2 separate regions of the Mus musculus genome follow, and region 1 is linked to region 2. The links are chromatin loops, found by intact Hi-C in ENCODE. Cell type or tissue: left cerebral cortex. All regions are shown on one strand. Links, peaks and the distances in the headings refer to the core of each region. The heading gives the core; the rest is flanking DNA. Region 1 overlaps Syne1 (spectrin repeat containing, nuclear envelope 1). Region 2 overlaps Syne1 (spectrin repeat containing, nuclear envelope 1).

Region 1 (15,884 bases), core at 4,413-12,412, 66 kb after region 2:
GGATAAAAGTCAGCCACAAAGCAGGGTGCATGCATTTAGAGTGAAGCTGTATTTTATTTGTGTGGGTGTTTGGTTGGTTAGTGCTGGGCCCTGCAGCAGGGGTAGAAGGAAGTGCTAGTAACCATACAATTTCTGCTCCCTGTCATGTCCTCAAGAGCAGAGCATCCATGCTCTATGCTAGGATAACAACTCTGGCGTCTTTTATGAAAGCTGAGAAGAAAGGACCTTCTTCAAACTGCTGTGTCTTTTTTTTTTTTAATGGAAAGTTAGTTGTGTTTTATACTAACCTGATTTTCTTAAAAGCAGGGTTAACAGCTGGCATTAGAGGCACTTCTGCCAAAGATGGTTTTAGTTTCGTTCCTAATGGACACCAGGATTGAGGGGATTTCTGCACTTTGAAGAAATTACATATTCTACAAATGCACAGTGCCATTTTACATATCATTTCTCAGTACGGACACAGAAATCTCGAGAACACTTCAATCTAACGTGTAAACACCCGTATGTGTTCTTGCAGTAATTTCTTAGATAGGAAAATTGGTTTCCTGGTTATTATTTATTTTATATGTTTCTTTTTGTTTTTCAAGACAGGGATTCATATAGCCCAGGGTAAAATGGATTTTAATAAACTTGATCAATTATTTATATGATTTGGCCAGCCCCCCTGAAAATTGAGTCAAAATCCTATGGTTTTATTTATTTAGCTTTGCGCAGTTACTGGAGGATGTCGCCTAATCTAGTTTTCTAATGACTAAACTGGCTACTTCCCCAACTCTGCTCCCCAAATACTTGCTGTTTGAGTCTTTCCAGTTATTTCTGCTCCAGCAGTCTATTCTGGGGGACACATGCTGCTGGTCCAGTGTACATGGCAATTCACTCTTACTGAGTGGGGCAGCCAGATGTCGGAGTACAGAATTTAGTATTTGAATACCTAGCAGCACCAGACCACCCCCACCCCCACCCCCCAGCCTGGCTCTCAGTCCCTGGATGACCTTGAACTTGTGATTCTGATGCTGCTGCTTCCCAAGCACTGAAATTGCAAATTTGTGCCACCGTACTTGGCTTGATTTCATTAGTCATTTTTAAAATGCATGCAACATTCTATATGTGATGTTTTTGTGTACATGCCAATATACAAATATATATATGTGTATATTTTGCTTTTCTGTGTACTTGTTGATAAATACAATCATCCCTTACAGTTCTGTTGTTTCTTGTGGCTCTTGGTCGATCTGCTGGGTCTGAGATAGGGTAACTTCTGTGCTCCTTGACTCTGCAGTATGAAAACCAAGAGACATAACCCTCTGAGTTATGTCCTTGAAGGATCTCCCACATTAATTAACTTCCCTGTGGCTTCAGGCTTTCCAGCGGCAGGTCCATGAGAGCCTGACCCAACTAGAGCTTATCAACAAACAGTACCGGCGCCTGGCCAGAGAGAATCGCACAGACTCCGCCTGCAGCCTCAGGCAGATGGTCCATGGGGGCAACCAGAGATGGGACGACCTACAGAAGCGGGTCACCTCCATCTTGCGCAGGCTCAAGGTTCTCATTAAGTCTTGTCTCATAATATGGGGACTAGAGGATAAGCGTGACTAGTGAGACTTGTTCTTGGGGAGAGTGGAAGTTGGAAGGGCAGGAGGGGATGGAAGGGCAAGTGATAGGAAGAGAGTTTAGGGTGCTCCATGCTTGTGAGGAATTGACTTCCCAGAAGGCTGGAACTGGCTGGGCCATATCAGTGTGTGACTGTGGACATTTTAGTGCCTAATATCCTCCTCTTCCTTCCAGCACTTCATTAGCCAGCGTGAGGAGTTCGAGACTGCCCGGGACAGCATTCTTGTCTGGCTCACAGAGATGGATCTGCAGCTCACCAATATTGAACACTTTTCGGAATGTGACGTTCAAGCTAAAATAAAGCAACTCAAGGTAATGAGTCAGTTATTCTGCAAATTATCAATGTGGAAGAATGCTGAAAAGGGGAGGGTTTGCAAATCGCTTTCTGGAGAATTGAGTATAGAGCCTTTGAAAACTTAGTTCTTCATGAACAGGAGATGTTAAAACATATGGAATTTGAGGAAGTTTTTTGTTCTGTTTTGTTTTTAATTTTTGAGACAGGGTTTCTCTATGTAGCCCTGGCTGTCTGGGAACTCACTCTGTAGGCCACGCTGGCCTTGAACTTGGAGATCTGCCTGCCTCTTCCTCCTAAGTGCTGGGATTAAAGGTATGAGCTACTATACCAGGCAATGTTGAAATCTTTTAAAATTGCTCTAATGCACCCATTAACATAAATACTTTAAAAATATCAACTTGGTTGTCAGTGTTGGGGATTTTTGATGTCGTTGTTGTTTAATATATTACTTATTTCCAAAATCTATATAGAATTTGATGGCTCCAGTTTCCAGAAAAAAAAAAAGTCCAACTTTTCATCAGCTTTCATCTGATTATTGCATGTGTGTAGCAGGGGCCAGGGCAGTCCTTGTGCCACTGTGTTCACAGAGGTGGCCGTTTTGCAGTTGGTTCTTTCCTTCCATGACGTGGGTTCAGGAACTGAGCTCCCATCTGACCTCACACTTGGGGGCAAGCACCTTTGCCTGTTGAGCCATTTTGCTGACTTAGAATGCTATGTTCTCATTGGGGGATTTTATTCCACATAGTTTATGTTTCTGGAGGCTAAGTTAATCTTAAATGCATGCTTTATCATTCACTACTTAATTCAGACACTGTGCTAGCTAGAGACCTTCATTGAAGAGATGTGCATTAAAAAGGGAGTAGTGAGCTCAATCATTTTTGAGGCAGTTTCTGACATTTTATGGTGCTTCAAGCACCATAAAAAAATAGATGGTAAGATGCTACACTTCTGTAAGCCCAGCACTTGGGGCTTAGAGGCAGAGAGACCAGGAGCTCAAGATCATAGTTGTCTATTTATCAAGTTTGAGATTGGCCTATGCTACGTGAGACCCTGTCTCAAAAAAACAATAAAATTGTTTGGTTGTTTGTTTAATTATTTGTTTATTTATGTGCTGGCGCTGAGAATCATACCCAGGATATTGTACACAGGAAGTATAAATTATACCACTTAATCACCTCCCATAATACTCCACTGTTGAGGTTTTTGTTTGGTTGTATGTTTGCTTGTTTCTTTTTTAGGAATAGTTATAATGCCTGTGATAGTTTGGATAAGACTGCTCCCCTCCATAGGCTCACATATTTGAATACTTCACCAGGAAGCAAAACTGAAAGGACTAGAGGGATGAGGAGGTGTGGCCTTGTTGGAGAAAATGTGTCACTGTGGGTGGGCTTTGAGCTTTTAAAAGCCTACATCAAACACAGGCTTTCTCTCTCTCTCTCTCTCTCTCTCTCTCTCTTTTTTTTAAATTAGGTATTTTCCTCATTTACATTTCCAATGCTATCCCAAAAGTCCCCCATACCCATCCCCCCACTCCTCTACCCACCCACTCCCCCTTTTTGGCCCTAGGGTTCCCCTGTACTGGGGCATATAAAGTTTGCAAGTCCAATGGGCCTCTCTTTCCAGTGATGGCTGACTAGGCCATCTTTTGATACATATGCAGCTAGAGTCAAGAGCTCCAGGGTACTGGTTAGTTCATATTGTTGTTCCACCTATAGGGCTGCAGTTCCCTTTAGTTCCTTGGGTGCTTTCTCTAGCTCCTCCATTGGGGGCCCTGTGATCCATTCAATAGCTGACTGTGAGCATCCACTTCTGTGTTTGCTAGGCCCCGGCATAGTCTCACAAGAGACAGCTATATCTGGGTCCTTTCAGCAAAATCTTGCTAGTGTATGCAATGGTGTCAGCGTTTGGAAGCTGATCATAAGATGGATCCCTGGATATGGCAATCACTAGATGGTCCATCCTTTTATCACAGCTCCAAATTTTGTCTCTGTAACTCCTTCCATGGGTGTTTTGTTTCCAATTCTAAGAAGGGGCAAAGTGTCCACACTTTGGTCTTCGTTCTTCTTGAGTTTCATGCGGTTAGCAAATTGTATCTTATATCTTGGGTATCCTAAGTTTCTGGGCTAATATCCACTTATCAGTGAGTACATATTGTGTGAGTTCCTTTGTGATTGGGTTACCTCACTCAGGATGATGCCCTCCAGGTCCATCCATTTGCCTAGGAATTTCATAAATTCATTTTTTTAAATAGCTGAGTAGTACTCCCTTGTGTAAATGTACCACATTTTCTGTATCCATTCCATTGAGGGGCATCTGGCTTTCTCTCTTAACCTGCAGATCAGAGTACATAGCTCTTAGCTACTGCTCGAGCCCCATATGTGTTAACCACACTCCTAGCCATAATGACAACTGACTAAGCTTAAAACTGTAAACAAACACCCAGTTAAATGCTTGATTTTATAAGAATTACCTTGGTCATGGCTTCTCTCCACAGCACCAGAACAGTACCTAAGACAATGCCCAAAACTTTGGATTTTATGATGAAACAAAAGAAATTACCCTTAGTAGTACCTTGTTAAGGTGTAATAAACTGCACACAATGTTCTGCTCAATGTTTTGCCCTGCCCCCCCCCACACACATACAACTGTCTCACTTCATACCAGAAGCAAGTCAATATTTGAACACTAACAAGACATTTCTACCAACTGATATTTGGAACTTTTCCTTTTAGGTTCTGGAAAAATCTTAAAGGCATTACTATCCTCCATTGTCCTTAGTCTTTCTTATTAGTGGACAATTTAAACTCTTCCAGGGCTTATTTTTGGACTAAATGAACATCTGTCACTTGAAACTTGTGCCCATATCTGTCTTTGAAATCATATAGACTCTTGTAGAATAATCTTTCCCAGATCCCGTCTTTTCAAATCAGTATACCTTTATGCACTGATTCTTAGCTTCCAAATCAACGAAAGAATCAAAGGGACCTGTGACGCCCCCTTTAGTGTACGTGTGGCATAGGATATATATTATGTGGAATAAAGCAACATGCTCACACCACACCATCATTTTTACCAGGAGTCAGCAGCACTATTAACACCATGATAGTTGTCGATATTTATCTGTTATTCTCCGCCTGCATTGTGGTAATACATTTTTATTACCATAGGCTCTTTTCTGATATCTGACTCCCATTCTGTCTTAAGGTGATATTTTACTTTAGAAAATAACTGCTCCATCTTTGTATATAGTAAGTCATCATCCCCCCTCATGTCATTCCCCCCCCCCAATATCATCTTTCTGACACTGAGAGAAATGCATACCTTACTAGACATCATTTTGAGATGTGTAAAATCCACATTGTCTTTGCACCCTCAGGCTTTCCAACAGGAGATCTCACTGAACCACAATAAAATCGAGCAGATCATTGCCCAGGGGGAGCAGCTGATAGAGAAGAGCGAGCCACTGGATGCCGCTGTCATCGAGGAGGAACTGGACGAGCTCAGACGCTACTGCCAGGAGGTCTTTGGACGTGTGGAAAGATATCACAAGAAACTGATCCGCCTGCCTGTAAGAGGCACTTGTTTCTTTCTCATTGAATCCACAGAGAATTAGCTGTATGGGATTAGTCATGATCAAGTCCAGAGTCTAGAAGAAGAATGCCTGGATTTGTTCTAAGCCTCGATACTGTCATCTATATAACTTTTGACACGTTGCCTTACCTCCCTCACCTCAGTTTCCCTAACTTTAAAATGGATTTATTCATAGTCACCACTTTGTAGGGAGAGCTGTTTTGTTCATTTGCTGAGTGACCATGTATTTGTATAACAACTTAGGCAGACTGTGTGCCATTGTTCTTCTACAGGAGATGGGGTATCTTTGAGAAGAGATGAGATGCAGTAAGATGAGCAATGGCTCAGCTCGTGAGATTATTTTTGAATGAATTGCTCCCTTCCGTTTTCTTTTCTACCCGCCCCTACAATTTCATCTCATCAACAGTGAATGATGCTGTTAATCCAAAGACATGGAAATGTCCTGTGATTATAAACATGCTTCATGTCTAGCATGTAGAATCCAAAGGATGATATGCCATTGTGTGCCGGTTGAGTTGGAGACATGCTACTTGGTCCATTATTTATATATTTTTTTATATTTTTAATATTTTAATACTATTAATACTTTTTAATTTCCTATAATGGCCCCTTGGAATAGGTTTTAATATATTCCCACTTTCTCTGTGATAAAACTGACACTGAAACAGATGAGTATATGAGGTATTTTGAAAGTAATCAGGAAGCTCTCCTGTATCTGTTGATAAAGTTAACTCCATATCGTCAGCAGGACCTGCTGGCATTCATTTATTGAAGGTCTCACCTGTTTGGAGTAAGAAGTGGATCCTATTCTTGCAGTGACAGAGTTGTGACTTCCCTTTTAGCTGCCAGATGACCATGACCTCTCAGACCGAGAACTAGATCTCGAAGACTCCACGGCTCTTTCAGACCTCCGCTGGCAGGACCCGTCTGCAGATGGCATGCCCTCCCCACAGCCTTCTTCCAACCCCTCCCTCTCCCTTCCTCAGCCCCTCCGGAGTGAGCGGTCAGGGCGAGATACGCCGGCCAGCGTGGACTCCATCCCCCTGGAATGGGACCACGATTACGACCTCAGTCGAGACCTAGAGTCAGCATCCCGAACTCTGCCCTCAGAAGATGAAGAAGGCGAGGAAGACAAGGAGTTCTACCTCAGGGGAGCTGTTGGCTTGTCAGGTAGGAGAGAAAACTTCCTGTTGGGAATCCATATGAGGGACACATCAGCTATCTGGACTCATCTACCCTGAAAGGTATAAGCACTCTCTATATACATGGTCACACAGGGACATCATAGAGTGTCAGTCCCAGGGCTGGGTAGAAACCTTTGTGTGAGACTAGTAGGATAATGATGAGTCCCTGAGGTGAAAAATAGCAGTGGGCTGAGGAAGGAGGAGAGAGAAGAGCCTTGCCAGGTGATCAACCTTGGTGCTTTGGGTCATCTGAAGTTTGTCAAGAATAGAATTGTGCTGGATGGCATAGAGTAGGCTCAATGGAAGATGGGAAAGTGAATAAGGGGCTGGCCCTGAAATGACCAGTTCACCATGGAGAGGAGTTTGCCCCTTACCCTGAAGTGCATAGGGATCCACTGGAAGATTAAAGGAGAGATGTAACCAAATTTGTATATTTTCGGTCTAACTGTGTGTGCTCTCCATGCATGGTGGAACACAAATTGGAAACGAGCATTCAGACAAGTGTTATTTATGAGCATAGATAATGACCTGAATTAGGGAAACAGCACCAAGAAGGGGTGATACATCGTGAGAAATGAATCCTCTCCATTATCAGATGATTGGGAAGAGATGGAGGTGACTCAGGATTAGGCATCTAAGTGGAAGATGAAAGTGGTCCTGGGCTCAGAGGACACGTGGTGTGGGTGGATGAGAGAGTTGAGTTGTGAAGGTACAGATGTTAGTTGCATCCATCCCCATTTTGAGATATTTACAGAACTCCCAGAGCCTACAGTTTAGAGACAGATGCATGGGTCTAGGTGTTTATCTGCAGATGCATATTAGGTAGGGATTCGTCTGTGTGTAATTAGGAATTCTGAGAGTGCAGGGGGGAAATCATACAGCTAAAGCATCCTGAAAGGAACAGGAAGAAGAACAAAGCAGCATCACATTTAGTGGGGGAAGACTGAGAAAAGAGGACCTTACAGAAGGTAAACAAAAGCCATGAACAGTCAGAGGACAGCATAGTCCATCGTGCAGCCCTCTGCTAGACATGGCCAGAAAGCCTTGAAGTAAGACTGCCCTCGCTGAGGTTGATTACAGACAGAAAATGCACTTATATGCAGGGGTCACTTTTCAAGACTCAAAACAAAGGTTGAACACAAACTTAGTGCTATATTTGACGATTATATGCTGCTTTTTAGAGGTAAAGTGATCCACTTGTTTATGACTATCCTAATGTGGCTATCAAGACTTTAAATTCTCATTTATGGCTCACACACAGATATAGGCAACAGTGTCCCTCTAAAAGCTGTCTGCACAGAAATTCCCATTCTAATCCAGATGTGATGTTGTTCATCTGAAACCCTAGTACTCAAGAGGTAGAGACAGGAAGATCAAGAGTTCAGAATAATTCTCTGCCACTGTATTGGTTAGTTTTCTGTTGCTATGATAAAGCACTATGACCAAAATGCAACTTAAGGGAAAAACTTGTTTTGGCTTATGTTTCCAGAGGGAAAAGCATAGCAGGAAAGGCAGCCTTGGGAGTAGGAGCAAGAAACTGGCTTGTTACATTGTTACCCATACCCAGGAGGCAGAGCATGAGCAGAGGAAGTATAATAAGCTAGAAACTTATCAAGCCCCGCCCCCAGTGACATACTTCCTCTAACAAGGCTCCGCCTCCTAAAGGTTCCGTTCCACAGTTCCCTGCTAAAGCACCATGAACTGATGACCAAGTGAACCTGGGGCGGGTGTTTCTCATTACAAACCACCACAGCTACGTAGGAAGTTGGAGACTTGAAGGGTTGGCTGTGCTGTGAGAGACCTTCTCTCAAAGCTAACATGCCATCAACAGGGAATCTGTCTTCTGCCACTGAGTGCCTTTATAGGTTTGTGTGAGGAACCACATTCCTCTAGTCATTTGTTTTCCCATCTATAAAACGGAAATTATACTACTGGGTATTCTTAGGGTTCCTGTGAGGATAAAAGCACTTTAAGCAGTGACTGGCAGACAAAACAGTCAGTATGAATTCTTAGCAGGATACATTACATGAAGCCTTTGGCAAGCATACATGCTCTCCCCTTCGTGCCAGTGACCGTCAAGAACGAGTCTCTCTTTTTTTCCCTGAGGCAAACTACTTTCCCACCACAGGGAATAGAGGGGTCCAGCACTTAGCTGTCAACTCAGACTGTGCTCTTTTTGCAGATGTAGTCATCCCCGAGAACCCTGAGGCCTATGTAAAACTCACAGAAAATGCAATCAGAAATACGTCTGGTAGGCATAAAAAGTGGGAACGCACCTCCTCCCCACACCCACTGTGGTCCAACAGCCCCTCCTCCTCAGCTTCCTCGCCTCTCACAGCTCTGGCATGCCAAGGCACAGCCTTCTTCTCTTCCTCCTGCATTAGGGGGGAAAAACTGCGGACTGATCCACACCAAGAGTGTGATCTCCATATCCAGGTCATGAGATAGTAGATCCTCAGCTTGTCAAGTGGTAACCAGTCTCGTTACAGAGAACTCCATGCCCAGTGACAGCTGAAGGGAGAGGAGGCCAAAGCTCAGACTATGTGCTCTCATCTTCCCATTGGTGGAAGGCGGTGCTAACTTGGTCACGCAGTGACCAGCTACTGGCTGGACAAACGATGTTGGCTATACGCTCTGCCGCAGCCCCCATGCGGGTGTGAACATAATGCAGCCGATAAAGCATTTCCTTTTGATTTCAAAAGTGTTGCCTCCTCAAATGAGAAATGTCCACCATGACATTGTAATCCTTAGACTGCCATTTCAGAGTATGACTTCTGAAACCCGAAGCATTGAAAAGAGAAGTTAGTTTTGCTCAATATCCTGTACTCGTTTGCACTAGTTTGTACTAGTTTGTACATACTTAAGCACACTGAAGGCCCGGGTCAGTGGTCAGGACGTGTGGGAGACCATTGCTGTTTCTGAGTCAGAATCTAGTTTATAGCTGTCTGTAGTTTCTGGAGGCCAACACAAGGTCAAAAACCAAGCTAGTTTTACAGTGACTTTCTCGATGATTTCCAGCTAGGTAGACTTAGGAATACATTTTAGAAAGCTTAATTCATTTGTTATTTTCACCCAGGCTTTGTGCTACTCAGATAATCAATGTTCTTGGCCAGCAATGACTACAGTATACATGCAAACACATAACTGCAAACACATGCCCACAGGCATACCATAAGTGCAAAGCTGTTAAGAGAGGGTGAGCCAGAACCTAGGCAGCAAGGAAGAACATGGCTAAAGAAGAGACAGAAGCCAGGTTTTGTTTCATCCTCTACACATGCTTATTCTGAGCTAGTCTTTTCTTGGTTAACTTGAATTCATGCAGCCAGGGATTTAAGTGGTACTGATGTCTCTGAGATGCACAGAGACAAATCTGAGGGTGAAGCCTTCCCTGCTAGCTAAGTAAGTATGGGAAGCACCTGTCTCCTGGTGCTTGGGGTGTGGCCAGTGACTGCAGATTATTGGGAAAGCCTTCCACTGTGTATAGCACTCTGCCTTGAGAATGGCTAGAGAAGGGAGCAGGACCCTCAGAGGCTGTTCAGAACCCACTGCAGAGCTCTCTGCAAGCCCAGGCTGCTGAGTCTCTTTAGGAAGCACACTTACTGGCTTTAATGTCTAACCCTCTAGCAGGACAGCACTAAACCTGCTTTATGATTCCCCAGACACACACTTTCTGCTTTGCCATAGCTCAAATGCTTTATGAAGCCTCTTGACTGACAAGCTTGAAATAAGTCAGACGATGTGACTCTTATGGTTGGCACCACAGGGGATCCCAGCTCACTGGAGTCACAGATGAGGCAACTGGACAAAGCCCTGGATGACAGCCGCTTCCAGATACAGCAAACCGCAAATATCCTCAGAAGCAAAACCCCCACAGGGCCAGACCTGGACACCAGCTACAAGGGCTACGTGAGTGCTCCAGCTAGCATGATGCTTCCGACCTACAGGTCTGGCCAAAACAGCCCATCTGTCTGCAGCGCATGGGCTCTGTGAGGTCTTAAGTACAGAGGTGGTCAAGGGCCACCTCTGTACTTAAGACATGGGTGTGTGAAACAAGGCCATCAATCTGTTTGAGATTATTTTTTGATGGCAGGCCCTGAGGCCCATTGTCACCACCAGCCTGTTACCTTTCACTGAGAACTTAGTATGATCCACTTAGCTGAAGACAACCAAAACCTTTCACTTCCAAATGTCACTAGGTGCCTGTCCAAATTCAGCTAATAAATTTTGGACAGAGGTTATCACTGGATTACTAATATGAGATTTCATTATTGTTGCTGCTTTAGTTCTTAATTTATTTCATGACCTTAGGAGTGTTTGTAATCTTCTGCTTTTGATTTGAGGATATTTCACAATGGTGAGAACTGAACCTTGTATGCACTAGGCTGGCACTGTGCTACCAAGCTACTTCTTAGCCCCACCTTCTGCTCTGTGGGTGCTGAGTCTGAAGGAAGCCATCCTAACTAGAGCAGGCTTTGGGAGAAGATATCTCTACCAGTTCTGTGATTTCTGTTGCTAATGTATCCAATAAAATCTATACATTGTAGTCGCCAACCAAACATTTTTTTTTTTGTCAGCAACCTACCTATATACTTTAAGCAAGAGAATTTTAAAGTAAATCTCTCCCCTAGCTCTTGATCAAAGGGATGGAAAGCTAAGTCCTGGTGGTTTCATCAGCGCTCATGGGTCCTCCATTTTGGAATCAGGGAGAAAGCTGTTCTTGTTGCACATTCTGTTACCAATACCCTTCGTGAAACTTCTTTTTAAAGTGCAGTACAAGGATTGGAGATGCAGCTCAGTGGTAAAGTGTTTGCCTAGCATGCTCAAGGACCTGGGTGCAAACTTCAGGACTGTAGAAGATTAAATTCAAGCATAGCATAACTTCATGTTGACCCCATTGACCTCACTGAGGTGACGCTTCACCTAAGTCAAAAGTAGCAAGTGTTCTCACTGTGAGAAACATTGCGAGTCAAGATTATAGTCTGCTGACAAGAATGTGCTGAAAGCCCTGTCCTGGGTCAGTTTACCTTGTATTTTTTGCTTTCCTTTATTTTGAGGGAGGTTCTTGTCATATAGCCAGGCTGGTCTCCGGCTCATGATCTTTCTCTCTCCACCCACCAAATGCTAGGATCTTGCTCCTGCGCAACCAAGCCTAGCTACAGTTCTGTTCTTTTAATATTTGAATACTGTGTGTTTTACTTTGAGTTTTGAACTTAGTCCCTTGATGACTATTAAACACTGCTGTACATTTTTCTCATAAAACAGCTGGCTTTCATATTTCTCAGAACCCTTAAGTATTTCAGTTATTTAACGTAAACGTTGTTCCAATGGGATTTGTGGTACTATTAGTGTTTCCATATTTAGGTTTGGTAAAGAGAAAGAAGAAACAATTTGCCAAAAATTGGATATTGCTTCTCCAGCTAAGGACTGTGACCTTTAAACTGTAGATCAGTTTGATCTGTTGAAGATTCACATAAAACAGAGGTTCTCAACCTTCCTAATGCTGCAACCCTTTAATACAGTTCTTCATGTTGTGGTGACCCCCAACCATAAAATTATTTTCATTGCTACTTCATAACTAATTTTACTGCTATTATGAATCATAATGTAAACATCTGTGTCTTCTGATCACCTTAGGTGACCTCTGTGAAAGGGTCACTTGACCCTAATGGGGTCAGGACACACAGGCGTTTCACATGCCTATCATGCATACAAAGTGTGTCTTTAAGGGTCTTGTGAGTGTGTGTGTGTGTATGTATGTGTCCTGTTGAAACAGCATATTTTGATTTCTGCTTATTTTTACTGGAGCAAGACCAAGAAGTAAAACAGCCACTGACTTGTTGAGGGACCATAAAGATGCTGATCCTGAGCACGTTGTGCTTGTGAGGGTTGACATGACAGGATGACAGAGCTGGCTTTTGGTTTGTCTACACAGATGAAGCTGCTGGGCGAGTGCAGTGGCAGCATAGATTCCGTGAGGAGACTGGAGCACAAGCTGGCGGAGGAAGAGAGCTTTCCTGGCTTCGTTAACCTCAACAGCACAGAGACTCAGACAGCTGGTGAGCACTGTGCCCTCAGCTCGAGGGAGCCATAAACAAGACCTCAAACCACACTGTCACACCAGGCTCCACCAGCTGCTTGACCTCCCTCTACAGCATGTATCCCAGGACAGCAGGAGACGGAGAGTATCCTGACATGATGTGTCTTCTGCTGCTCCGTTTAATCAAATGCCCTGTCTGATCTACATTGTCAGTTTCTGACAGATCAAGGACGGATTGATCTCTTCACATGCTCTGCACCCCTCATAAAGCTTGTCATGGTGTTAAATCCTGAGTGGCAAATGTGCTTTCCACCATTGTCATTGGAGAAAGCAATAGGTGTAATAGAGCCATTACACCCAATTAACAGATGGCAGCAGAAATGATCAGTGACATCACTATCCTTTTCATTGCCCTTTAAAGTTAGCCACCATATATATCTAAAGTGCTCCCTAAACCTCACAGGTGTAGAAGTCCTGCTCACTGTTCTGTGTGTGCCCTGCCAGGTGTAATTGACCGCTGGGAGCTCCTGCAGGCCCAGGCAATGAGCAAGGAGTTGAGGATGAAGCAGAACCTTCAGAAGTGGCAGCAGTTTAATTCTGACCTCAACAACATCTGGGCCTGGCTAGGAGAGACAGAGGAGGAGCTGGACAGGCTCCAGCACCTGGCGCTCAGCACTGACATCCACACCATCGAGTCTCACATCAAAAAGCTCAAGGTACCTACCTGTCTCCGCTTTCCTTCCTCGGCAGCCAGAAGACCTAGGTCATGTGTAACAGCTAATGTGTTTCTTTCTCTCTGTCTCTCCTTGTCTCTGTATCTCTCTGTCTCTGCCTCTGGGTGTGTATGTGTTTGTGAGTGTGCACATGTGTACATGTGTGTAGACATGTTTATGTAGGTGCAGAAGTACATATATGCACCTATGCTTGTGAAGACCAGAGGACAATCTTACTTCTGTATTCATCATTTGGTTGTAGAGGTTTTTTGGTTGGTTGGTTCTCTTTCTTTGAGGCAGGGTCTCTCATTGGCTAGAATGTCTACATTGGGTATGTTGGTTAACCAGTGAGCTTCAGGGATCTCTGCCTGTCCATCATAAGGATTATTGTAAGCATACTCCACCATGCCTTGGTTTGTTTGTTTTATATGTGTTATAGGTCTCAAGCTCAGATACATTTGTGTGGTGAATCAATCACTGGCAGTGCCATCTCCCTGAACAGTCCATTCATAAACTTGTCTCTAGTTTTTCACTTCTTCAGGGCAACAGCCAGAAAGTATCTGGGTTAATCTTCTGAGCAACATGACAGAAACACCTAATGTAATCAACCCTATAAAAGGCAAGAAAAGACTGTTGGATTCTGAGGGTTTCGTTGGTGGTTGCTTAGCTTGGCCTCGTGCACATGCACAGAACATCACAGTGGCAGGCCTATGTGGAGAAGGACGATGTTCAACTCATAGCACTTGGAAACAAGGCAAGAAGAAATAAACATATGGGGAACCATAAACAGCCTTGGAAGGAGACAGCTTTCTCCTTTATTTCTACTGGTTAAGAACCAGCTCAGAAATTTCTAGAACTTCCCCAACTGGAGATCAAGCATTTGACACCTGAGACTGTTGGCGACATTTTATAATCAGATAATGTCTAACAGGAATGAATAGAATATTCTCCTTTTCTCTGACCATCTCAACCCCACACTGTTTATGAATTTGGTTTTAAAATGTCAAAAAAGAAGACCATGTGATCCATCAATCTATCCTGTAAACTATCACTTAACAGCTTAGTTAATTAGTATTTTAAGGAATGGCCAGATAGGTTCAGTAAAGGACCTGCGACCTGTAGAACCTATTTGATTTCTTCATAAAAGGAATGCAGGTCTGAACAGAGCCTCACTCATCTCTGTAGAGCTGGAGAGAAATCGTTCCCAAGATGACTCTAGTGTGAGTCGGGGGAGACGCTGTGAAATCACATGACTGTCTCCCATCAGTGAAAGTTACTGAATTCACTAGGGCCATGGCAAAAACAATTGCATAGAAATGAGTCAAACAAAACAAATCTGTTGAATTTCTGTGATGAAACACTTGCCAGTGGCCTCTGATTTTGTTCTGGGCTGGTGAGTGCACAGACATTGTCCCTTAATTACAGGTCTGGTTCTTAGACATCCTCCCTCACAGAGATGTACTCCCTTGCAGACCCTCGAGTGTCCCCTGCAGACCTGGGGCTGCATTTCCTTTTAGTAGCTCTGTAATTCCTGTGATTTTTGTCTGGAGAACATGAAAACATGTTTCTTCTTCGAACAAAGCCTCCTGGGATAATGTGCATGCTCCCTTTGTGTTCCCATGCTCTGTAGAATATGCTATTCATTTCATATTGATACTATCTCGGCTTCTCTTTTGATGATCACGTTGCTTTCCTTTAAACCTCCAGACACAGAAATGAATCTTCCTGCATTCAAATCCCCAGAGTATTATCCAAGGGGATGCTCTCTGAGCCAGCCCCATGACCTCCAGGACAAAGCACACGTGAGGGATGCGATTTACAAGAGATACATAATGAAATTCATTTTCTCTACAATTGCTGAAGCATTGTATCTAAGTAGTACTGCATTATAAGCAGGCCCCTTTACAAAGAAGACACCTATTGTTGGCCAGAATCTCAGACTTAAGCAAAATGAGGCCAGAAAGCAAGGTCTTGGATGCCATCCTGTGTGGGGAGCAAAAGACACCTGTCCCACGCCTTTCCCTGATCCTCTGTCAGTAGATCTCTGTTCTCTGTCAGCAGATCCAGGGAGTAAATGAGGACCTTTCAGAGCATCTCCTGATGTGTGCTGTCTTCGTGGTGGCATCTGAAGAATCACACTGAAGATCTATTGGAAGTAAAAAAAAAAATTAAATTGAGTTAGGAACATGACAGAAATAATAAGAAATTATAAGAAAATTTACCGTGTATAGTGTGATCGTCAGAATGCTCACCCAGTATGGATCTTTGGCTGTTTGCCAGTACGCAGACTCAAACCTTTCAGAATTAAAAAACTCAGGTTCTTGGTACTGAGTCCTAAACTGTTTCCTTGTTGCCTAGTGATTTTGTTTCCCTGCTTATTTTGCTGCCTTGTTTGTTTGTTTGTTTGTTTGTTTTTGAGGTCCAACTAAGTTGATTAAGTCATGAAGTAGCCA
Region 2 (15,884 bases), core at 3,772-11,771:
TGTAAGCCACACCTCATCTGTTTACCACTGTGGGTGAATGAAGATGTATTTAATTCTAATGGTTAGATTTAGGATCTTATAGGAAGGATTACTGTGGGATTCACTATTCTATACTAAAGTATAAGTAAATATATATATACACATATACACACACATATATATATATGCACACACACACACACACACATATATATATATATATACACATATATATACATATATATATATATATATACATATATTATACTACACATTAAGTATGAATTGAGATGACCACCCATGGTTATTTATCCCTTAGGCAACATTCAGAAATATCTTAAACTGTAGAGTTAATTGTGTTTTCTATACTGAATAAAGAAACTGGTACCTCAGTAATCACTAGATTCTTTTCAAGGAATCACAAAAATAGTGACAAAAGAAGAAATGAGAGAATGACATAAAACAACAATCATTTCCTTAAGCTAACAAATAAATGAATTTCTGATTAATGCACTACGGCAAAATTAGCTCCATGATAATTCATGATGGAAAAGCAGAATCTCTTGGCAGCATGGCAGATTACCACGCTGAATATGATATATCTAGTTTTGACAGTTTAAAGAATATTTCATATATATATATTAATTTTATTCCTTTGGGACAAGCATAAGATATATTATTAGCCCTATTTTATAAATGAGAGAGAGAGAGAGAGAGAGAGAGAGAGAGAGAGAGAGAGAGAGAGAGAGAGAGAGAGGGGAGACGTCTGAGGGCTGGAGTGGAGGTCAGTTAAAGAAGGACTTTCTTAGCACGTACAAAGCCCCAAGTTTGATTCCCAGGACCTCATACGTTGGAATTTGTGCTGCTAGTTTGTAATCCCAAAGTTTAGGACGTAGATCAGGAAGGATCAGAAAGGTATGTTATCTGTGGCTACGTGGTGAGTTCGAGGCCAATGGTATGCTTGAAATCTTATCGTAAAAAAACAGCTGGGTCATAGCAGAAATAAAAATAAAGGGAATAATAACAATTTCAAGAGAAGCATAATACATAAACACTTGACCAACAGCTACTCAACTACAATTTTTTTATCCATATTTGAATCATTGAGCTGGTAAATTGTTATACAAGCATTAGGGCCTGGGCTTGGATCTCCAGCATCCACATAAAAGGCGGGTGTGATGCTGTCTAGAATCCCATCAGTGGAGAGGTAGAGACAGGAGAATCCCTGGGACTTGCTGGGTAAATAAACTTTTAAAAACTGTCTGAATGTTTTGTTTGTGTGCATATCTGTATGCTATGTGTGTGCCTGGTGCTATTAATGAAGGCTAGAGGAGGCATCAGACAAGGAGTTACAGACTGTTGTGAACCACAATGTGGGTGCTGAGAGTTGAACTTGAGTCTTCTGGAAGAGCAGACAGTGTTCTTAAGCGTGGAGCTGTGGCCCCAGACCCTCTATACTGTATGGTCTCAGGAGGAGCTCTGAGCCTTTGGCCGACTTACTTTTCTTTTGTGAACATTTTATTCTCGCAGTTACAAAAGTGCCGTCTAAAGAAAATGAGAATTTCAGACACGAAGAAGCCTGTAGTCTTTCAGAATCACATAGAATCAGAGCATTGGAAAAAGAGAAGATAATACTTATTCTTTTCCATCTTTCCCATTTGAAGAAATTGACAATTATTAAAAGTTTCTCACTTTCTCAGAGTGACACAGCCAAAGAGCAGCAAAACCATGTCTGACTCTCAGGTGCCACCTGTCACAGGCTAGGCCATGTGATTTTTGGAAAAATGACGTTTGGGTTTAAGGATATAATCATATTGCAATTTTGGATATGTATTTCACTCCTTACAGCTTTTTGAAAAAGATATATAATGACATTTCTTTATCTGCGGGATAACCAGTTTTTATATTTTTCAGGGTATGCTAATTTACTATGGATAAAAGGACCTCTTTTTTTTTTTTTTAACATTTAAGTATAGGGAGAAGCATCACTGTGCAGACCCTCTCTTGAGAATTGTCATCTTTTTGGATTAGTATGGGGTTTTAGCACACGAAACTATAATGACTCAATTTCAGTGCACCCTAGAGTTCCATAATAGAACAATTTAAAATAACTATATATATTTTTTAATCTTTCAGGAACTGGAAGATTTGATTAAAGCAAAAGAAAAGGAGGTAGAGAAAATTGAGCAGAATGGCCTCGCATTGATTCAGAACAAGAGGGAGGAGGTCTCTGGCAGTGTCATGAGCACACTGCAAGAACTCAGGCAGACCTGGATCAGTTTAGACCGCACGGTAAGCCTGCTCCTGACACTCAACTCCCAGCTCTCTGAAACTGGGAGTGGATGTTTGCCGAAAGTCACTGAGTAAATAATTATCAAATCTCTACATCACCTCTTGGCACTGTTGAGTCTGTTTGATTAATCTTTCAATTTCTAGTGTTTCCTGTAGTAAGCGGTATTATATATATCACTCTCTTTAAGTGCACCCATCCTCATAGTGAGAGCAAACTTTCGAGGTACAGTTGTTCTCCAATGAGCCTATCCACACACTTAGCCTCTCCCAGAGTTCTAAACCGAGACAGAAAGAGATACATGAGATTAGTAGAGATATCTTTGTGTGTGACCAAAGGGCATTTCAAACTCCTCTGCCTAAAGTAAGGCACGGTTCCCGCCCCACAAACCTACTCAGTTACCGGGAACTCTGCCATGCCGCAACTGCTTGTACAGGCAACCTTCAAAGCCACTTTTCCTTCCTTTCTTTCTTTCTCTAATACTTACACCAAGCTCATCAGAAAATGTTGGCAGATACACTCTCAGAACAGACAGAATCCAGCCTCCTCCTCTGCAGGCACCCTGATTTATGCCCCTTTCATTTCCTGCTTGGATGATTTTCATGATCTCCTTAGCAGTCCCCATCTCAGAAGAGCCAGTCAGAATGAAGTCAAATCATGGCGTTGCCATGCCGAAAATCCCACAGTTGCTTCTGCTCCATAAAGAATGGAATAAGAGCTGCGTGCTGGCCAGGCTTCCCACTGTCGCTCTGGTTCTGTTTCCTGCTGCTGCCCTGCAAGGTCTTTTTGCTTAGCCACACTGGTCTCACTATTGAGCATAGTAGGCATGCCCTGCATGCAGAAACTTTGGATTGTCGGCTCCCTCCTCCTAACATACTATAACTTTCCCTTGTGTGCCTCAGTCTCTGTCAGTAAAAGGTAAAGACATTTGATAATGGACTCAAGAGTGTGTTGAATCTTCCAATAGGAACGGTAAGTGCTACAATGTGCACTATGCCTCTCTATGTAAGGTCATGTGGATCCCTGACACATTGGTGTCTGAATGCTTACTTATCCACTGTGGGGCAAACAGACAGACATGCGTGCACTTATGCTCACATGCTCATATGCACATGGCTATATACACACACATACCACATGCTGATGCACAAGCATGCATACCTACACACATGGATCCACAACATGTACACATACATACACATACATGTACTTACACATACACACATTCACATACACATACATGCATTTACACACACATACATGCATTTACACACACATACATGCATTTACACACACACATTTACACACATATACACATATATGTACTTACACACATTCACATATACATATACATGCACTTACACACATTCACATACACATACATATACATGCACTTACACACACACATTCACACACGCATTGTGTACATAGAAAGGGGACTATTTTGGAAAAGAATAGGGCCATGGAGTGGGGAAGTGAGTAAGGACTGTGGGGAGTGGATACTATCACGGGAAAGAAATGTCTGACAGCTCCTACCATCTGTGGGCTCTACTCCAGAGCAGCTTTCCCCTTTAGCCCCATATTATCTTTGACATGGCTTTAAATCTATTTTATTTTATGCATTTCTATAAATCACTACGAAGGTCTGGGAACAACTTACCATATCGTCATCAGTTAGGCATTTCTGTCACTGGAATATTGCCTTGTGAAAAACAATCAACAATGCAGAGAAGAAATGGGCTATGCAAAACTGCCCACCAATCACCTACCCTCATCTTCCGGTCTATTTTATGGCTCTTTAGGACAGCCCTGCACTCACTCAAACCTGTGGCCTGGACCTCACATCTGAGGCAGCACTTTCCTTGTCCTGTGGCCCATCAGATAGTATCCCAGTTGATTTCAACATTTTTCCCTTTATGTTGAGGAAAAAGCATAGCCAAGAAAGCAAATTAATTTCCGGAGCTCTTCCCATGAGCACCCCACCCTCTCCGTCCTTATTTCATGTACAAAGGACTGTGTTTACATTAGGAGCAACTGCAGAAATCCAAAGTTATATGCTTTTAAATGTTGGAGACTGAAGTACGATTTTTCTCTGGAATCGACAAATACAGAGAAGGAGCATGCGCAGGAGTTGTTGTCTTTGGAATCTAAGCCAATGTGCTCCATAGATACCTGCATGTCCATTTTTACTGATGTGCATCCACAATACCTAAGTTATGGAAACATCCTAGGTGTCTGTCAGCAGATGAGTGTATAAAAAATGTGGCATGCATCTACTAAGCTTCATTCATTCCTAAAGACGGATGAATGAAATTGTGTCATTTGTAAGAAATGCGCAGCAGAAGGTAATCATGTTAAGAAAAACTAAGCCAGACTCAGAAAAAGATCGTGCTTTTCATTTGTTAGAGTTTTGTGTGTGGAATCTACATTCCATATATATGCATATATGTGATGGAATTAGAAGGGAGACTTACTGGGGAAAGGAAAGGGGCTAGAGGAAGCTATGTACAGGGAGGGCTGTGGAGAGTCAGTCTGATCAAGGCATAGTATGGACTTGTACATAGATGTCACTATGAAACCTGATCATTGTTTGGTACAAGAATATACACTGTTAAAATTTTAAAGTTAGCCCTTTGGAGCTGGAGAGTGACTCAGCAGTTCAAACACTTGTTTTTCAGAGGACCCAGGTGCAGTTCCCAGCACCCACATTAGGCAACGCACAACAGCCTGTGCTTCCCTGTTGTTTTTAGAGCCTAGGACTCCAGTGAAGGATTTCAGAGATTAACATTTTTCTGTTCCGCCACACTAAGTTATATGTAATTATGATGCATGTTCTTCTTTCCAAAAGGTTGAACAATTAAAGATCCAGCTGACCTCAGCCCTTGGCCAGTGGAGCAATCACAAAGCAGCCTGTGACGAGATCAACGGTCACCTCATGGAGGCCAGATACTCCCTGTCCCGATTCCGTCTGTTGACAGGTTCCTCCGAAGCTGTACAAGTTCAGGTCGACAATCTTCAGGTAACCAAAGTATCGCATCTTAAACACATCTTTTTTTTTTTTTAAGATTTATTTATTTATTATATGTGTGTGTACACTGTAGCTGTCTTCAGACACTCCAGAAGAGGGCATCAGATTTTTGTTATGGATGGTTGTGAGCCACCATGTGGTTGCTGGGATTTGAACTCAGGACCTTTGGAAGAGCAGTCGGTGCTCTTAACCGCTGAGTCATCTCTCCAGCCCCAAAGTATCACATCTTAACATTACTTCCCCTTGAAGGAAACAAAAAGATAAATTAGTGAGTAGAAATATGGTCCTGAAATATTGCCTTAACATTCTTAGCATTTAAGTATTAAAAACATTAGTTTTTCTTGCTTGATTTTAACTTAATAGAACCTGCTTGTGGGTAGCGAACACTAGATTATCTGGTATATAAACAAATGATTTCTAGCTACCTGTATGGAAAGTGCTTACAAGTATGTTTTATGAGATGCTTGGCTACCCAAATCCACTTCCTGACTACACAGCCTTCACCATTTATGTGTTCCCTTTCTTTTCTTACCCCGTTTCTCCAAATATCTTCTAAGGAGCTAAGAAAACAGAGAGAAAAAGAGCAAGGTGGTAAACACTCAAAGCATAGGTTTTAATCATATGGGTGGAATCCCTTTGACCAAGGAGACCATCAAATCACGCCCTTTCCGGCGCTCACTATTGGGTTCCACGCGTGTCTCCACCCACACTGTGTTCACCCAGAATGCACTTGATGGAGTCTGCCTTAAACCCAGCCCCAGCTCACTTCTTAGGTCCCTGCTGTCCAGGTCTGGGTTACTGTCTTCACTGTCTTGTCCATCTGGACACTGTGCCACACTGACTGGTCACTGTTCATTCTTCTTGGCTAAAATACATAGAAAATGGGTGGAGCAGGGCAGGTCCGCAAGGGATGGGGATCCCAGCCGGAGCCCAGCATGGGTCTTCTCACATCTAGCCCCACTACTTCTGCTTACCCATCTGCATTGACATATTGCTGAGCGCCTAGGTGGATTTTCATAAGGGAATGCCTTTCAGAGGTAGATTTGGGAAAAAGGAAGACTTTAATGTGTAAATATTTCTTTAAATCTTAAGTACTTATGCAATTACTAGGAACCATTAAAACTCACCTTGCACATAGTAAATTCAACACCACATATTCCTTGAATATTTTGATTTGCAAGCAATTAGATATTGGTACGCAGTACTGTATTTTCATAGCCTACTTCTCCTCTGCTGAAAACTGAAGCTATCATTTAAACAATATTTCCAGGGAAACATGGAGCAGAAACACGAGACAGGGTCTTTCCATGCAGCTCAGTGTAACGTAGAACTCATAATGCCACTGCCTCAGCTACTCTAGTGTTGGGATTATGGGTATGTGATACTTCAGCTGGCCCTTGGGGACATCTGTCCTCTAGTCTCCTTGCTTGTGCTAGGTAGAGGACTTCACCAGCTTGTCTAATAAATCCTCTTTGCTTTAAGCAACTTCAGAAGTATACAGTGCAATATTATAAATCATAGCCAACTTTCTGTGCATGATGATCATGACGGTGATCTTCCACCTAGCTGAAACTGGTCTCCATGGGTCCACATCTCTCCTTTTCATAACTATCTCTCTCCCAGTATTGTACTCTATGAGTTTTCACAGTTGTAGACAAGTGGTTCTCAACCTGTGAGTCATGACTCCTGACAGGGTCAAACAACCCTTTCACAAGGGTTGTGTAAGACCATCAGAAAACACATATTTACATTAAGTTTCATAATTGTAGCAAAAATTATACTTATGAAATAGCAATGAAAATAATTTTATGGTTGGGGGTCACCACAACATAAGGAACTATATTAAAGGGTCTCAGCATTAGGAAGGATGAGAAGTGGGCTAGACAAAAGTTATTAAATATGTGAGGTGATGGTCTGTTAATTAGATTAACTTAACCATCCTACAATATAAACAGATATGAATGTTTTTGAACACTTATTCAATTGTCCTATGGATATGTACAGTTACTTTCTGTGAGTTTTTTTTTTTTTTTTTAATGTAGACCTGGAAAATTCTTTGCATGAGGTAGAACTTAGAAGTGGTCCTCAGAAAAGCTGAGATTGGCTGTCTTCTTCATCAGTTACTGGGAGAACCACTCTCCGTGCTACTGACCTGGCACCCTTGTTTTGGCAAAAAGAGCCACAGTGTGGCAGACAGTGCCTGGACCGCTGCTACAGCATCTTCCCTAAGCAAGGACATCCTTCATGGGCTTCTAAAGAAGAGTCCATGTGCAGAAGGGGGCTCAGTTGCTGTGACTCTCCTCTCATGCAGTCACACGAACAGAACTATAAGAAGTTATCTTTTTAACAGCAGTGGAGTAGCACATGCCTGTCCATTTTAAACTTGCTCATTAGTTCCTGTTTGTCACCTGTGGTTCTCTTTCTTTGAGCAGAATCTTCATGATGAACTAGAAAAACAGGAAGGAGGCTTACAGAAATTTGGCTCTATCACCAACCAACTATTGAAGGAGTGTCACCCACCTGTGGCAGAAACCCTCTCCAGTACTCTGCAAGAAGTCAATATGAGGTATGGGACCAGCTACTCTTACAGCATTCTCAGCTGTAGATCTAAAGAGTCTACTCTACTAATGTTTTGGTTGTTTTTCTTTTTATAAACCGAATTTAATGAAAAATAACCACAAAGAAGACATTTAGGAAGGATCAGGACTTCCATAGTCCCAAGGATAGTTTTCATCCCCTTGGAATATGAATGTGACACATTAGCCTTTATTATGTTAAATAGACATGAGTCATTGTTTTGCTATGCCCATGTTCACATGAACCATGATGAAGACAAATAAAATAGTAAGTGATAGCCTTTGGTAAGAGATATGAGTCTGCCCTAAGTGCTCGCTGTTGCTTGCAGATGGAATAACTTACTGGAAGAGATCGCTGAACAGCTGCACTCCAGCAAGGCCCTCCTTCAGCTCTGGCAGAGATACAAGGACTACTCAAAGCAGTGTGCCTCTGCCATCCAGAGACAAGAGGAACAGACCAGTGTACTGTTGAAGGCAGCCACTAACAAGGATATCGCTGATGATGAAGTCACCAAGTGGATTCAGGATTGCAACGTATGTTCAGGGACTTGTTTGGGACTTGCCCAACCCGCTGGCCTTCAGTTTCATTGGTTTTGTAGGGCTAGTAGAGATGCATGTGAGCTTTGGGGCTATCTAAATCTGTGAGACAGTTTATCCCAAATTCATCACCCCATTAACTGAAGAGCCTAGTCTTACAGAGCCCTCCTGCATGTGTTTACAATTTGTGAGTTTCTTTCCCATTGTTTTATTTTTAAAAATGAGTTGCCTTTCCCACTTTTCCCTAGTGGGGTATAAATCTATGAGGGAAATGTAGGCTATCTGTTTGTACTGAAATAGTCACTGTAAGTTGCAACCACATGGGGGAAAAATCATGCCTTTAAAAAAAAAATCAACTGTTAAAGTTATCCACATTATTTAAAAAAAAAAATCATCCACTTAGATTTGTTATCTGCTGCAGTGCATCAGACAATAGCTGCATTCAGGTATTTAACAGCAGAGAGCAGCAGCTTGCTGCCACACATTTTAATAGCTTTTATATGATTCCCCTTTCCTCCATAGTTGCCAATAACCTACTTAGGGCTTTTGAGAAAGGCCTTCTCTTATTCCACCCATTATGGACCTCTTATTGTTTGTCCTTATTTGTCTTTATTTTAATGATCTTTGTTACAAAGATCTGCTTAAAAGCTTTCCCAAATCAGTTTATTAAAGTAGTCAAGTTATAAAACAACCCACATAAACTGAAGATTATACCTTCAGTCTAAATAAAGGTTTCAAGCGGCAGGGTTATTGTTTACAATAAAGATAACCTTCGTTTTGGTTGGCATTTTTTTTGTCTTTATAAGAGCAGTCATTTTCAGTGTTTCAGAACCAAGACACATGTTGTTATCTGTGTCAAGGTTAAAGGTGCCCTTCGTTCTTCTCTGAAAGGAAACTCACTGTTCAGGCACAGCAGGATCCAGCCGCCATCTTGTGCAGATGGAACCCCAATTGCCATCAGGAGCAGAAGTCCTTTGTAATCTGTTACTATTCCATAGGACCCAGAAACAGGGAACCCCCACTGGCTCACAGTTATGGGCATATGGTTGGGTTTCATAAAGTACAGGCTGGAGATGCCACGGAGAGAGAGGTGGAGAAGGTCCTTAGCTCTGTCCACCTGAGCCATCTCTGACCTCCACACCCCACCAGCACCCGAATCCTGGTGTAGCTACAATTAGGTGACCACAGATAGACTATTGCCAAAGACCTCCATAGAAATAAGTAGGAAAGGCGAACTACAGCACCATGCCTTCAGTTTGATATGTTTACATATACAAAAAAGTGAGGAGAACATGACCTAAGGTTTCTCCTTACTGCCACATCTAGTGCATCGTGGTTTCTTCTCTTCTCTTTTCTCTTATGTATATGAGTACACAGTAGCTGTCTTCAGACACAACAGAAGAGGGCATTGGATTCTATTACAGATGGTGGTGAGCCACCATGTGGTTGCTGGGAATTGAACTCAGGACCTCTGGAAGAGCAGTCGGTGCTCTTAAGCACTGAGCCATCTCTCCAGCCCACTCTTTTCTTTTTTTACTTCTCTCTCTCCCTCCATCCCCTCATGGCCCTCTTTTCTTCCTTTCTTCCTCCTTTCTCTTTTCTTTCTTCTTTCTTCTTTTCTCTCTCCCTATCCCTCTTTCCTTTCTCTCCCTTTCTCTTCTTTCTTGTTTGGTTCTTTCTTTTCTCTCTATCTATCTACATAATTAGCATATAATGAGCTTATGTGGCTTGTATTATACGCGTTCTGTTTTTTTTTTTTTTCTGGAAGTAGGGATAGGAGTTTGTATACTGTAGGCAACTGAACTATTCCAACACTAAGCTGTATCCCCAACCTAAGTCTCTCTCTCTCTCTCTCTCTCTCTCTCTCTCTCTCTCTCTCTCTCTCTGTGTGTGTGTGTGTGTGTGTGTGTGATATAACATGTAAAGTTAAATTGTTAACACATATATAATTCATATTTTTTAGTAATTATAACCAGTGTCTGATTATGTTTTTGAAGGTGAAGGTATTTAATGACCGCACAGAAACCCTTACCCACTATGCACATGATCCTTTGCTAATTGCTGGAGGTGCTGAGGAGGATCCGTAGCACGCTTCACAATGAATATATTCTTGTGTCTCCCAGGACCTTCTCAAGGGACTGGAGACAGTCAAGGACTCGCTTTTCATCCTCCGTGAACTAGGAGAGCAGCTTGGACAGCAGGTGGATGTTTCCGCAGCAGCAGCCATTCAGTGTGAGCAGCTCTGTTTCAGCCAGCGCCTGGGGGCCCTGGAGCAGGCTCTTTGCAAGCAGCAAGCAGTATTGCAGGTAGGGACCCAGTGACTGTGTTCTGGATGGGTCACTTTTTCTGTCTGGAGGGAAAAACACAGGAAGCAGATTCTTCAGCGCTGAAATGACACTTCCTGTAATACTGAAACATCAAAAAAGGAAGAAAGAAAAGGGGGGTGAAGCATTAGAAGTCCCCTCGGAGTCAAGGAAAGGCAGCAGTTTTACACTGTTCTCTACAACTTGCTTTTAAAATTGGTTTGGTTTAGCAGGTCAACCCATAAATCATACCCACCTTCCTAGTACCCAGTATGCCAACACGAAGTGGTTTCAATGGTAGTATCCAAGTGGATTTAGTAGCCTTGAACAAAATCCAAAATAATTCAAAAATAGTTTATGATGCATTTAAACAATGACCTTCATTGCTTATTAGGGAAACAAAGCAAACCTACGCAGACAAAGAAGAAAACACTATTCCTGCCCCATCGCTTTCAGAGCAGCATCCCATGAAAGGGGCTCTCCTTAGATGCTTGCCCTTTAACTACATTTCATAAAAGTGCCAGTTCATTCCACTAAAATGCTGGTTTCTTTTGTGAAAACCTAGGCTGGAGTTGTTGACTATGAAACATTTGCCAAGAGCTTAGAAGCCTTAGAGGTCTGGATGGTGGAAGCCGAGGGCATCCTCCAAGGACAGGATCCCACCCATTCCTCTGACCTCTCTACTATCCAGGAAAGGATGGAGGAACTGAAGGTAAGTGTGTGTAAACCATGCTTCCAGATTTTTTTGTCTTAGGGTTTTGCTGCTGTGAACAGACACCATGATCAAAGCATCTCTTATAAGGACAGCATTTAATTGGGCCTGGTTTACAGGTTCAGAGGTTGAGTCTATTATCATCAAGGTGGGAACACGGCAGCATCCAGGCAGGTATGGGGCAGGAGGAGCTGAGAGTTTTACATCTTCATCTGATGGCTGCTAGCAGAATACTCACTTCCAGGGAGCTAGGATGAGGGTCTTAAGGACCACACTCACAAAGACACGCCTACTGCCACAAGACCACACCTACTTCAACAGGGCCACACCTTCTAATAGTGTCACTCCCTGAGCAGATCTTATACAAACCACCACAACCTTGCTCCTCAAAATCTTGAGGGAAACTCATTGCCAACCACTTTCTTCCAAGACCCCACTGACATGCCCTTAGCTCATCCTTTCTGTCCCCCTGAGAGGAAGGACCACTGTGCTGGTGATGGGCTGCCCAGCAGAGCCCTAGCAGGATCAGTCCTTAGTGATCAGCCCAACCTTTCTTTCCTCTGTCAGTCCCATCATATCTTAAAAGGCTTCTCCCCTAGCACATCTCTAACATGATTCTCTCCCAGATCAGCCAACCTTACCTCAATCTATGCAGCCTCCTCATTGACCCCTTCCCTCTTCCCTTTTCTCAAATACAGAGACCGTTGTCTTCAAAGCTTTGCTTAATTCTGTAGATTCAATTAGCCTACATTGTTTCCATATAAAATCATCACATTGATACCACAACTATTTACACTATGATTTGTTAATTAATAATATTAATGCAGCTTTTAGAAGAAAAAAATTAGTGAATCATCAATCATTTTAAATATTTAATAAACTTAAAATTAATAATGCAGTAGGCTTACAAAATTTTTATCATTTATCCTTTTGCTTAAAATCCTCCATGTGGAACTGGGGAGATGGCTCAATCTTTAGGTAAATGCTTGCCATGTAAGCATAAGGACCTTAGCACAGATGTCTAAAACACATGTAAAAAGCTGGCCATTCCATCATGTGCCTTTAATTCTGATACCCATGCAGCTGAGACAGAAGGATTTCTGGGACTTGCTGGTCAGCTCATCTTGTTAACTTGGTGAGCTTTAGGTACAGTGAGAGAATGAAGACAACTCTTGATGTTGACTGACTTCTGGCTTCAATGTATACACACACATGCACACATATATTTGCACACACATGCATGTATCCCTGCACACAGGGACACACACATAGAAACTTGCACAAAATTCTTCAGTGAGTTCCTGTGCTCTTAAGATAAAGAGCATCACTGTAGACCAAGGCTGTCGGTCATCTCCTGGTCCTAAGCTCCCCTTCTTGCATCAGCATCCATATACTTCTCCAACCACTGGAAGCCGCCCTACTTCCAGTATATGCACATAAGCTTTCTGCTTTCTGGATTCTCGTCCTCGGTGGCTCCCTATTCTACAAAGCCAGTGAATGCATGACCATTTTGCTCAATGGGACTGTCTTAAGAAGTCTGCCATCTTTATCAAGGGTCAGACTTTCCACTTTTATGAGGGATACAATTCTGTTCCATGGTTTATCATGACATTCAGCTAGGTCTGGGGGAGTGGGAGCCGTGACATCCTCTCTGTCGGGCATAAGGAGAAGTATCATGTCACATTAGCTTTGTGGATGTCTAGCTATGGAAATTCCATCATCTAGTACTTAGGCATTTGGTTCCCATGATCAGGAAGATTTGCTTCCTTAGAGATCATGAGCCCTTCAAAGAGCATGCAATGAAAGCATACACTCATGCACACGCACACATACATGTACACACACAAACATTCACATGCATGCAGACACACACACATACACATGTACACACATATGCTCACACACATGTTCACACACATGCACACAGGCAGACACACAGATACGTGTTCACATACATACATGCACACAGACACACTTGCACACACACATATACACATGCATACAGATGCACACATGGTCATACATGTACACATATGCAAAAAGAGGAAGGGAGGGGAAAAGAAGGTGGAGATGGAGTAGGGAGAGAGAGAAAGAACATCAAAGTAGACTGACACATTCTGTTTCCTGTAGCTGGCTTACTAGATGGAGACAAAGATCACCACAGGAGATAGAACTTCACTTTGTTACAACTCCTGGCTGCCATTGGGCTGGGGCTTCTCAACTTGGAGGTTGGGATCAAGAATATAAAACTGATGTACATGTAGTAGTTTTCAAAGCCTGGTTGAACTGGGAAGCTTCTTGCACCTGGGTCTACACCTAGACCCACTGACTGACATATTGCCCTCTCTTCCCTCCTTCAGCATCAGAGAGGGCACTGCCGTGATACTTACCTCAAGGGACTTGTCTTCAGGATAAAAGGAGTGATTCCTTCTGTCCCTATTATGACAATGTTTATTCATGCCAAGAGCTGTACTGCAGTTGCTATTGAATAATAACGGAGCTGATTAACATAAATCAATTAAGTTTAATGAGTATTTAATGAAACTTTCAGTCATCGGCATAATTTTATCCTCCTTCTCTTCCATGAAGAGTAAACCAATCCTGTAAATGAGTTATTACACGTAAGCTTCTGTCCTTCAAAGGATAATGGGTTCGAAGTAACCTCCGCAAGGCAAGCTGTGGGGATCTGCACAAGTCTTCCTCTGGGGCATGTGTGTGGCCTTGAGGGACTCCATAGACCAAAGGCCACACAATCTTCCTGATATGCATGGTTTGAAGTAAAGAAAAAAAAAACCTCTGCTTTCTTGACATGGGGTTGAACTTACTTCTCAATGTCACTGACAGGGACAGATGCTAAAGTTCAGCAGCTTGGCTCCTGATTTAGACCGTCTCAATGAGTTGGGGTACCGGTTACCCTTAAATGACAAGGAGATCAAGAGGATGCAGAACCTGAACCGCCATTGGTCTCTGACCTCTTCTCAGACCACAGAAAGATTCAGGTGAGGCGTCTTAATCACTCCAGCAGTTTCTGTGTGTTTCCTGGTGCTCTGACAACAGTACCACAGACTGGGGAGGGGGAGTATTTCCTCAAGGCTGGGGATGTAGCTCAATGGTAGAATGCTTGTGAAACAGGGGTCACCACCACCACCACCACCCATTCAGTCCCTAGCTACCTTCATCCACATAAGCAGAGTGTACTGACAAATGCCTGTAATCCCAGCAAATGAAAGGTCTGTGGCTAGTTCAAGATCTACCTGGGCTACACCAGACCCTGCCTCAAAAACAAAACAGCAAACAGAAGAAGAAAAAATGAGTCTAATGTCTTACAGCCACAGACTGTGGGAAGTTCAAGGTTAAAGTGCCAGAAGGTTTTGTTGTCTAGTGAGAGCTGGTTTCTTCTTGCTCCCCAAGGCCTCCGGAGGAGAGAAACAGCCTTTTCCCATGAAAGAAAGCCAAAGCACAAGAGGGGAGGACCTCACAGGAGGGAGGGCTGCAGGGCCGAATAAGCTTTTGAAATTCCCACCTATGAAACATAGGTATATTGACCTTTAATTTTTAATGCAAGAATTTTGAAGTGAACACATTCAAACCATACAACCAAAAATACCAGGAGACCATGAATTTGTGCATATATGTGCATATATGCATATATGTGTAAAAAATATATATATATACATACACACACACACACACATCTATGTGTAAATTCTAGAACTTTCCAATACTAACAAAATGTTTTCCAGTAGAAAACTTAAGTTATAATTTCTCTTATTTAAAAATGCAACCCTTGTCTTAATCATAAAAATTTTTTTCAAATGAGAGTATAATCATGGGGTAGGTACAGTTTGAAGCATTCAAAAGGTAACAATGTAAATGTTGATGAGTGAGGATTTTAAAGCATTTCCACTCCACATGAAGTCTTTGTAGTGGTCTGACCAGAACTGAGGCAGAGAACACTGAATCTAATTCTGTAATTGGAAGATACAAAGGCGACCACATAACCCTTCTCCCTTGTCTGTCATCTGTCAGCAAGTTGCAGTCATTCTTGCTTCAGCACCAGACTTTCTTGGAAAAGTGTGAGACATGGATGGAATTTCTGGTTCAGACAGAGCACAAGTTGGCAGTGGAGATCTCAGGCAATTACCAGCATCTTTTGGAGCAGCAAAGAGCACATGAGGTAAGTGACTTGGGCAACTTTTGAGCTAATGGAAACTTTTAGCGGCTCAGGCTATGGCTCAGTGGGTACAGGAGCCTGCTCCCGATCCTGATGCCCTGAGTCTCATCCCCAATATGCGTGTGGTGGAAAGAGAGAATTGATTCCTGCATATGAGTGCTTCTGCGCTCATAGACCACACACACACACACACACACACACAAACACACACAAGCTAACAAAAATTTTAAACAAATTTTTAAAACTTAGGGCTTAGCCAGGCATCAGCCAAGCTAATCCTAGCAC

The links. Peaks named below come from ENCODE experiments on the same cell type or tissue, not always from the same donor. Only the 100,000 strongest peaks of a DNase experiment are listed, where the experiment ranks them.
Region 1: it touches region 2 in a loop (1.9-fold over the local background); 6 of 42 quality-filtered maps call a loop at or near these places.

The regions. Positions count from the first base shown.
Region 1 is chr10:5,038,314-5,054,197 of GRCm38, reverse strand. Syne1 (spectrin repeat containing, nuclear envelope 1) reads left to right here. Exons shown (of 146, transcript NM_001347711.1): 133 at 1,360-1,542; 134 at 1,786-1,923; 135 at 5,283-5,474; 136 at 6,340-6,667; 137 at 8,864-8,932; 138 at 10,445-10,587; 139 at 12,614-12,737; 140 at 13,223-13,434. Among named protein-coding and RNA genes, the nearest start is that of Gm51757, 280 kb to the left of the region's middle. In left cerebral cortex, for the core only: no CTCF peak of the experiment used is centred there; no DNase peak of the experiment used is centred there.
Region 2 is chr10:5,103,354-5,119,237 of GRCm38, reverse strand. Syne1 (spectrin repeat containing, nuclear envelope 1) reads left to right here. Exons shown (of 146, transcript NM_001347711.1): 115 at 2,116-2,271; 116 at 5,118-5,288; 117 at 7,730-7,863; 118 at 8,203-8,407; 119 at 10,534-10,716; 120 at 11,279-11,425; 121 at 14,270-14,424; 122 at 15,455-15,602. Among named protein-coding and RNA genes, the nearest start is that of Gm51757, 220 kb to the left of the region's middle. In left cerebral cortex, for the core only: no CTCF peak of the experiment used is centred there; a DNase peak (open chromatin) is centred at 8,327.